Regions from separate parts of the Homo sapiens genome. Here region 2 is linked to region 1. Evidence: read pairs that join two places in POLR2A ChIA-PET (ENCODE). Cell type or tissue: A673. All regions are shown on one strand. Links, peaks and the distances in the headings refer to the core of each region. The heading gives the core; the rest is flanking DNA. Region 1 overlaps LZTS3 (leucine zipper tumor suppressor family member 3). Region 2 overlaps DNAAF9 (dynein axonemal assembly factor 9).

The links. ChIA-PET counts read pairs that join two places held together with the same protein. Peaks named below come from ENCODE experiments on the same cell type or tissue, not always from the same donor. Only the 100,000 strongest peaks of a DNase experiment are listed, where the experiment ranks them.
Region 2: POLR2A ChIA-PET joins it to region 1 with 5 read pairs; 3 of 35 experiments call an interaction of 5 or more read pairs at or near these places.

The regions. Positions count from the first base shown.
Region 1 is chr20:3,162,818-3,167,197 of GRCh38, forward strand. It overlaps LZTS3 (leucine zipper tumor suppressor family member 3), which reads right to left. Exons shown (of 5, transcript NM_001365618.1): 3 at 3,888-4,364; 4 at 2,680-3,543; 5 at 1-2,335. The coding sequence starts at 4,346. The coding sequence ends at 1,637. Among named protein-coding and RNA genes, the nearest start is that of UBOX5, 5.1 kb to the left of the region's middle. In A673, for the core only: no CTCF peak of the experiment used is centred there; a DNase peak (open chromatin) is centred at 2,734.
Region 2 is chr20:3,263,170-3,267,549 of GRCh38, forward strand. DNAAF9 (dynein axonemal assembly factor 9) reads right to left here. Exons shown (of 37, transcript NM_001009984.3): 31 at 1,269-1,355. Among named protein-coding and RNA genes, the nearest start is that of SLC4A11, 26 kb to the left of the region's middle. In A673, for the core only: no CTCF peak of the experiment used is centred there; no DNase peak of the experiment used is centred there.

The DNA.
Region 1 (4,380 bases), core at 244-4,243:
TAGGCCCAGGTTCTAGGGCAGGTACAGTGAGGGGTGAATGGAATGGGCAGTGGTCGCCAGGATGGCCTCCCACCCAGCTCAGAGACCTGGTGAGGACCACCCAGAAGGGCTGTGCAGAGGGTTAGAGGCCACACAGAGGGGCACTCATGTTTTTGTGGGGGATGCACAGCTCATTAAACAGTCACCAGTCATGGGAGGAGGCTGGTCAGGGGCTAGGGGACTTGCTCACAGTAGTTGCCAGCTCTCTCCACCTTGCCCCCCAAAACTCAGTCTTGGGGGTGGGAGGAAGAGAGTGAAAAAGAGAGAGATATAAGGGCTGAGGGCCAAGCCTCCTCCAATTTTTATTGCTGGTGAATTAGAAATTTGCTTTTCCCTTCCTGTCTTGGGGAGATAGACTCTGAGAGGGCCCCAAGAGAAGCAGCTGACATTGGCTGACCTAACCCCTCATGCCAGGCCTACCCTGGGCAGGTGCTGAGCCACCTCAGGGCGCCAGGAACCTCTCAGGTCAGCCTTGTTCTTCAAGGGCAATCACATCCAACTCTCCCCCCGCCCCCAAAACAAGGGCCTCCGGCTCAGACTTGGGCCAGTGGAGCTGGGAAGTGGGCAGTGCACCAAAGGTCAAGCGGAATTTTCTATTGGAAGAAAAGGTGAGACTTTGGGGAAGAGACTGCCTAGGAAGATGATGTGCTGAGCATGAAAGCAGAAAGAGGCTGGGGGAATAGAGTGCGGGAAGACATCGCAGACACTCGTCTGACCTCAGAAACTGGGCGAGGAGAGTGCCTGAGAGGCAGGTAGCACTTAATAGCTGTGTTAGAGCCGGACAGTGGTCCTGGGTGTGGGGTCAGCCAAGCAGATGGGGCTGTTGCCCTGCGGGATCCTGGCCAGAAGGGTGAGGGTAGAGCCGAGAAGCCGTCAGGCAACGCTTCCCAAGAACAGGAGGACAGATCTTCCCTGGGTGCTGGACTTCCAGCCCCAGTCCTCCCCTCCCGCAACACACACACAGGGACACACACTCACAACCAGGCCAGGCTCTGAGGCCTGAGTCCAAGAGATCTTGTTGGGGGAGGGGCTGGGCAGGTAGCCCTCTCAGCCAAAGGCAGGCCATCTGCTCCCACTTGTCCTGCCAATCTGCCCAGGGAGGGAGAGCACTGTAGGAGGGAGAGAGGTCTGGAGCCCAGGCTCTGTCAGTTTCAGCAAACCTGGTGCAGGCCCCCTCAGGCTCCATGGCCTAGGAGGTGAGCACAGAGAGCATCACTAGACACAGGGTGGCCAACAGTAGCAGCCCAGGCCTCCAGAAGGACTGGGGCACCTTATGGCACTGCACGTCTGCTGCCTCCATCTCCAACAAGGGGGTGCCGAGAAAGGGAGCATGACTCCCCCACCACCTAGGATTGCCCCCACTCACCCTGCCCTCCTCCTATTCCCTCCTTTTAGGGGGGTCCAAGTGGGCTGCCACGGGGGCAGTGCTGGAGCTAGGAGGGCAGGTGGGGAGGGAGGAACCTGGTCACAGCTGCTTAGAGAACCTCTTTGGTCTGGGGTTATGGGGTCTATGGGGAAGAGAGATGGAGGGGAGGGGACACTGGGGACTCTGGCCTTTTGACAGGACATGTGTCAAAATGCCGAGTGCCCAGGTCGATCAGATTTCTGTGGACTCAATGCGCTCGAGGCGGGAGGGGGTCCAGGCCTTCTTCTCCTCGCCATGCTGGGGAGTGGGCGTGCTTGCACCCCCTGCGGCCCCGCGCTCCCGCAGCCTGCGCTCCAGCTGCTGGTTGCGCTGGTACATCTCCACGTAGCTCAGCTGCAGCTGCTTCTGGTACTCGATCACCTTCTCCTTCTCCTCCAGCCACACGCGGCGCTCCTCGGCGAAGCTGGCACCCTGGCGCTCCCGGGCCCGCCGCTCAGCCGCCAGCTCGGCCTGCAGCCGCCCCACCTCCCGCCGCAGGGCCCGCGTCCCGCTCTCCCCGCCAGCCTCCGCCTCCCCGTCCACGGAAACCAAGGAGGCGGCAGCGGCCACCCCGGCCTGACGGCGCATCTTAGCCTCGTCGCTCTCGCAGGTGGCCAGAGCATCCTGTGGCTCGGCCGGGTCCACGGGGGTCAGCGCCGGCTTGAGGCAGGCGGCAGGCAGCTCGCCTTCGCCCAGCTCCAGGCTGGCCTGCTTGCTGCTGAAGGAGTCCCGCAGGCTGAGCAGCTGCTCCTCCTTCTCCCGCAGCGAAGCCCGGCCCTCCCGCAGCTGCGAGCGCAGTCCCACGATCTCACTCAACTTCTGCGACACATCCGCCTGCGAGTCCTTCAGCTGCTGCTTCAGGAGGGAGATCTCGCCAGCCTTCTGGCACACCTGGGCAGGAACAGGTGAGAGGAGAAGCCAGGTAAAGGCAGAGCTCTGCTCACCCCAACCCAGCTACCAGATCTGGAGCCAGGGGCACCAAGCTTCCCGGGGCTGCAGGCTCAGCCCCTCATCAGCAGCGACGCACCCGATTCCCTGCCTGGACTCAAGATGGACATGTCTCACCCAGCGGATGGCCTCGGGTCCTCACAGACACTCCCAATTGATTTTTGTCCCCCCTGCTCCTTTCATCCCCCCCCCCATCCCACCGTTATGATAGTGAGGGGCAACTGCTCTGGGGTTTCCCAGAGGGACAGAAGGGAGGCAGAGGGGAGGCCCAGATCCCCAGCCCGCACCTCCCACTTAGTTTCCTCTATCCGGGGCAGGAAGTCGGCCTGCTCCTTCTGGCAGGCGGCCACCTTGTCCTCCAGCTCTTCCCGCTGCCGCATCAGCCGGGCCGCCTCCTCCTGCAGCTGCTTCTTGTCCTGCTGCAGCCGCAACACCTGCAGCTGTAGGCCCTGCTGGGCGCGCTGGGCACGTCGGGCCACCTGCTGTAGCTTCCCGCTGCAGCCCTGCCGCAGCTCGGCCAGCTCCCGCTCCCACGCCTTCTGCCGCTCCTCCAGTACCTGGGCCACAGCCGCCTCGCTCTGCTCCAGGCTGCGCCGCAGAGCTGCCACCTCCTGCTCCTTCTCCCACAGCCGCTCCTCCAGCTCCTGGATGAGTGCACTGGGGGAGGGCGGTGAGCAGGCCGCGAAAGGCAGGCCTCCACCTCCGCCCTCCCCAGAGCCCAGGTGGCCTGGCCGCCCCATAGATGACGACGACCCACTCTTGCTGGAGGCCCGTCCACTATCGGAGGTCCCCAGGTCCTGGTAGCCCGACCCCCCACCGCTGCTGCCGCCACTACCACTACCATAGCTGGCAGTGCCAATGCGGTTAATGTGGCTGGTGGAGGCACTGAGGGGTGCCAGGTGCTGGCTGTAGCTGGAGCTGTAGGTGGGCAGGCTTGTGAGGGAGTTCCGGCCTGAGTCTGAGAGGCCACTCCCACTCCCACCCGCTGGAGTCATGGTCCGAGACTTGTCCAGTCCGCCTTTGAGGCCACCAGGGCCCTGCCGTCCCTCAGGAGTCCCATTGGTCTGCGGGGGGCACAAATTCTGCATGGAGTGGAAATTCTTGGGTACGACAGGCTTGAAGGCCGACGGCCGAACTAGTGGTTCTGAGCACTGCAGGAAACGCAGGAGGGGGCTGGGGGTCAGGATGAGGCCTTGGGCTTGGCCCAGGCTCTTCCCTCTGGCCAAGACTTGTCCAGCCCCACCTCCCACCCCTACTGGATTTCCACCCTGAGGTTCCCCATCCGGGGTTCTACCTCATGGCTCCCTGATACCAGATCTCTGTCCTTGATCTACCCGCTAGACTTGGCCCCAGGTCCCCAGTCCATGACTCCCCAGCCCAGCCTCCATCCTGCCCCCACAACCCAACCTCCAAGAAGGCCCACTTTGCCTTCCTCTCTGGGTTGCCTCCCACCCCCAGAAAAAGGCTGTGAGGGTCTCAGGCCCTGCGGACTGACCTGGTCTAGCTTGCCAGAGGTGGCCAGGAGCTTGGGTGGGTGGCTGGGCTCACGATACTGCGGTGGGGCTTTGTCACTGCCACCACTGCTGCTGCTGCCTCCGCTGCTGCCAACCACGTTGCCACAGACATCGGTGTGGTCACTGCCCCGCAGCTCACCATTGAGGTAGAGGGAGTTGGCGAGACCCTTGTCCTCTGAGGGGTAGCGGCCCGGCCTCTCCCTGCTGGCCCCACTGCCACTGCCTCGGGGGCCAGGGAAACTGCCCTGGCTGCCCCCACCCCCTGTGCGGGTACCCACGCTCTTCATGGCAAACTCCTGGGCATGGGCCACCCCACTGCCCACGCTGCCCATGGCCAGGCGGGGGTCCGGGGGTCCAAGCTCGGAGGGCCGTGGGGCAAAGGCCAGGAGAGGATCCCGCCCTGGGTCAGCGCGCACAGGCAGCGTCTCCAGCTTCGCCATGACTAAGCCAGGGGGGCACTGTGGGCACAGGTGG
Region 2 (4,380 bases), core at 169-4,168, 100 kb after region 1:
TTCACCACGTTAGCCAGGATGGTCTCGATCTTCTGACCTTGTGATCTGCCCGCCTCGGCATCCCAAAGTGCTGGGATTACAGGCGTGAGCCACCAAGCCTGGCCAGATCATTTTTTGTTACGAAAAAAGTTGGTGGTGTAAGGGGTGGTATGGAGGATGTAGAGAGGTGCTTGGGAAAAGTGAGTAAGAATAACAAAGATAATCCAAATAAACATGAGAGATTAATTCTGGCCAAGCTTTAACAATGTCTTCCCCTAAACCTTCAACAGAGCAGAAACAAATTGTCCATGCTATACAGGAATAAGTGTAGCACGATGCCTAAGAGAAAAAGCTCTGAGCCATTCAACCTGGGTTTGAAATCCAGTTCTTTCATCTACTAAGCTATAAATTGTCAAGTCATTAACTCTTTGCTGCCCCTGGTACCTTATCTGTAAAATGATAAAATAACGGAATCCACTTCACAGGATTGGTGTAAATGAGACAACACAAACAAAGCTCTCACAACAGCACTGTTCAACAGAGCCTTCTGGGGCAATGGAAATGTTCTAGATCTGCACTGTTGGACACGGTAGCTGCCAGCCACAGGAAGCTATGAAGCACTTGAAATGTGGCTGTGTGGCTGAAAGACTGAATTATAAATTTTGATTTTTATTAATTTACATTTCATTAAATAGCCATGTGGCTAGGAGCTGCCATATAGAGAGTGGAGTCTTTGAACAATAGCTAGCACACACAGTAAATGTTCCAGCGTGTTGGTATTAGTATGATTACAGTAACTTTGCAGCACACTCTCTCCTTTGTCCTCTTCTCCTCTGGAGAGGTCCACAGGCTGTGCAGCATCCTACAGAGAACATTCCCTGGGCCATATGAGCAGGGAACCCAGCAGATGGGAACCCTAGAGGACTGACTGACGGTATTGTCAGAAGCGAGTCTCACCTGGGAAAGTTATAGCTCCTTGGTTCTGTGCCAGGCACTTTGCCCTCAGTAGGGGCTGGAGGAACACAGGGCACAGCGGTGCTTGCTGCCTACAGGATGATTCCCTAAATTGAAACATCTAAGAAGGCTCGCAGTTTGGAGCCCAAGAGGTGGAGCACTGGGCTCCTGGCAAGGCCAGCAGCTGCCGGACAGGCAGGCCGTGCCAGCTGCCATGTGTCACCCTTGCAAAGCACATCTGGTATTTTCACCTTCTCTCTTTTTTTTTTTCTGTAAATAAATAAATCATTGGGTTTACAAAAAAATCTTAGTTATTTTTCAATGATGATACTTGCCAGCCAGGATACATTAAATATCGAGATCGTAGCATCTCAGGACTTGAAAAACTGTTTTCTGAGAGAATCAGCTCAATGTCTTCATTCCTTTGAAAACACACAGAAAAGACCTAGATTAATTAGGACTGTCAATCTCTTTTTTTTTTTTCTTGAGACGGAGTCTCGCTCTGTCGCCAGGCTGGAGTGCAGTGGTGCAATCTTGGCTCATTGCAACCTCCGCTTCCCGGGTTCAAGTGATTCTCCTGCCTCAGCCTCCTGAGTAGCGGGGACTACAGGCATGTGCCATCATACCCAGGTAATTTTTGTACTTTCAGTAGGGACGGGGTTTCACCATGTTGGCCAGGATCGTCTCAATCTCCTGACCTCATGATCCGCCTGCCTCGGCCTCCCAAAGTGTTGGGATTACAGGCATGAGCCACCGAGCCCGGCCAGGACTGACTTTACCTGCACGTTTTGTTTATTCTTCATGTCCCCTAAATACATACAAGCATTTTTGTTTTTTTCTGCCAAACCAAATGAAAATTAGCTGTACTCATCATGATATTTTACCCCTAAATACTTCAGTATGCATCTCCCAAGAACAAGGACATTCTCTTACAGAACTACGATATCATGATCACATCCAAGGAATTTACTGGCTCCCAGCAATCACCTGGGAGCTTGTTAGAAATGCAGAACCTCAGCCCCCAGCCCAGATGTACTGAACCAGAAACTAATTTTCAACAAGATCTCCACTAGAGATGCATATGCACCACAAAGCTGGAGAAGCATGAACATACATCCACTTTCAAATTTCCCCTTTTTGGTGGGGGAGGGTCCACGATCCAATCAAGAATCATTCATTAGGCCGGGCGCGATGGCTCATGTCTGTAATCCCAGCACTTTGGGAGGCCGAGGCAGGCGGATCACCTGGGGTCAGGAGTTCAAGACCAGCCTGGCCAACATGGCGAAACCCCATCTCTACTAAAAAAATACAAAAATTAGCTGGGCGTGGTGGCACGCGCCTGTAGTCCCAGCTACTTAGGAGGCCGAGGCAGGAGAATCACTTGAACCCAGGAGGTGGAGAGGTGGAGGTTGCAGTGAGACGAGATCACGCCACTGCACTCCAGCCTGGGTGACAGAGTGAGACTCTGTCTCAGAAAAAAAAAAAAAAAAAAAAAGACTATGTTCAAAAGTTACTTGAATTAAATACTTTTTTTGGTGTGGTTGTTATTACTTTGATATACAGATACATTCCTTTTTTTTTTTTTTAATTTTGAGACAGAGTTTCGCTCTTGTTGCCCAGGCTGGAGTGAAATGGCGTGATCTCGTCTCACTGCAACCTCCGCCTCCTGAGTTCAAGCGATTCTCCTGCCTCAGCCTCCCAAGTAGCTGGGACTACAGGCACCCACCACCACGCCCTGCTAATTTTTGTATTTTTTAAATAGAGACAGGGTTTCGCCATGTTGGCCAGGCTGATCTTGAACTCCTGACCCCAGGTGATCCGCCTGCCTCAGCCTCCTAAAGCGTTGGGATTACAGGCGTGAGTCACTGCACCCGGCCTAAATTTATCATCTTTATTCTCCTTTAACCTGGAACAGTTCCTCTATCTTTTGGTTGGTTTGATTCTCATGGTGTTGATATTTGAGAGTACATGTCAGAGCTTTTGTGTCCCACACTTGGATTTGTCTGTTTCTAATTCTCATAATTAGATTCAGGTTATGCATATTTTGAGATTAATACCCAGGTGGTGTTGCATCCTTCCCACTGCATCACATCAAGGAGGTACAGGGTATCAGTTTGTCCCATTACTGGTCTCACTGAGTTTAATCGTTTGTTCAACATAGGTATACCAGACCTTTCCATTGTAAGGTATTTTTCCCTCTTTGTAAGGAGTCAGTAGTCTATGGAGTGGTACTTTACACAGTACAGGACTAGTAATATTTTTTTTCTTCAACAGTCTTTCACCTAGTGCTTTTAGCATTCATTGATCGTTCCCTAAATCAAATACTGTATTAGACTGAAGGTTACAAAATGATTATTTTCTAGTTCTTTTGTTTTTGTTTTTTTGAGATGGTTGAGATGGAGTCTTGCTCTGTTGCCCAGGCTGGAGTGCAGTGGCGCGGTCTCGGCCCACTGCAAGCTCCGCCTCCCAGGTTTACGCCATTCTCCTGCCTCAGCCTCCTGAGTAGCTGGGACTACAGGTGCCCGCCACCATGCCCGGCTTATTTTTTGTATTTTTAGTAGAGATGGGGTTTCACCGTGTTGGCCAGGATGGTCTCGATCTCCTGACCTTGTGATCTGCCCGCCTCAGCCTCCCAAAGTGCTGGGATTACTGGCCTGAGCCACCATGCTCGGCTGATTATTTTCTAGTTCTATCAAACCTTATTTACTTGGTATTCTTCTATAAAGGGCTTTGCTATCCTGCCCCCTTCCACCTTTTTTTTTTTTTTGAGATGGAGTTTCGCTCTTGTTGCCTAGGCTAGAGTGCAATGGCGCAATCTCGGCTCACTGCAAGCTCCGCCTCCTGGGTTCAAGCCATTCTCCTGCCTCAGCCTCCTGAGTAACTGGAATCACAGGCATGCACTACCATGCCCGGCTAATTTTATATTTTTAATAGAGATGGGGTTTTGCCATATTGGTCAGGCTGATTTCGAACTCCCGACCTCAGGTGATCTGCCTGCCTCGGCCTCCCAAAGTGCTGGGATTACAGGTGTGAGCCACCGTGCCTGGCCCCACCTTTGTTTTTGAGGATCACTGTGGACACACATTTTATTCCATGTGTTATAATTCATAGTTCCAGTATTATCATGGTTCTTTCTTATCCCCAAATTGTCCCAAATTAGACTAGCAGGAACTTCTTAAGCTACTTCCCATATCCTTTTGACACATCTCCACTAATCTTTGAGTACTTCCTTGCTTTATTGGCATAAAATGGACCAGGCTCACCTTGTACTTTCCTTGACCTAGGCATGCAGTCAGCTAATTCTCCAAGGAGTCCTGGTACCTTGTAGTGGGGACTGGTACTTAGAAACCAAGATACAGAGGTAAGGGTATTTGCTGCAACTGTGGTATTACTATTCTGGTCCCTTTCAAAGGAAAATGGTAGGAAATATACATTTTTAAAAATAAT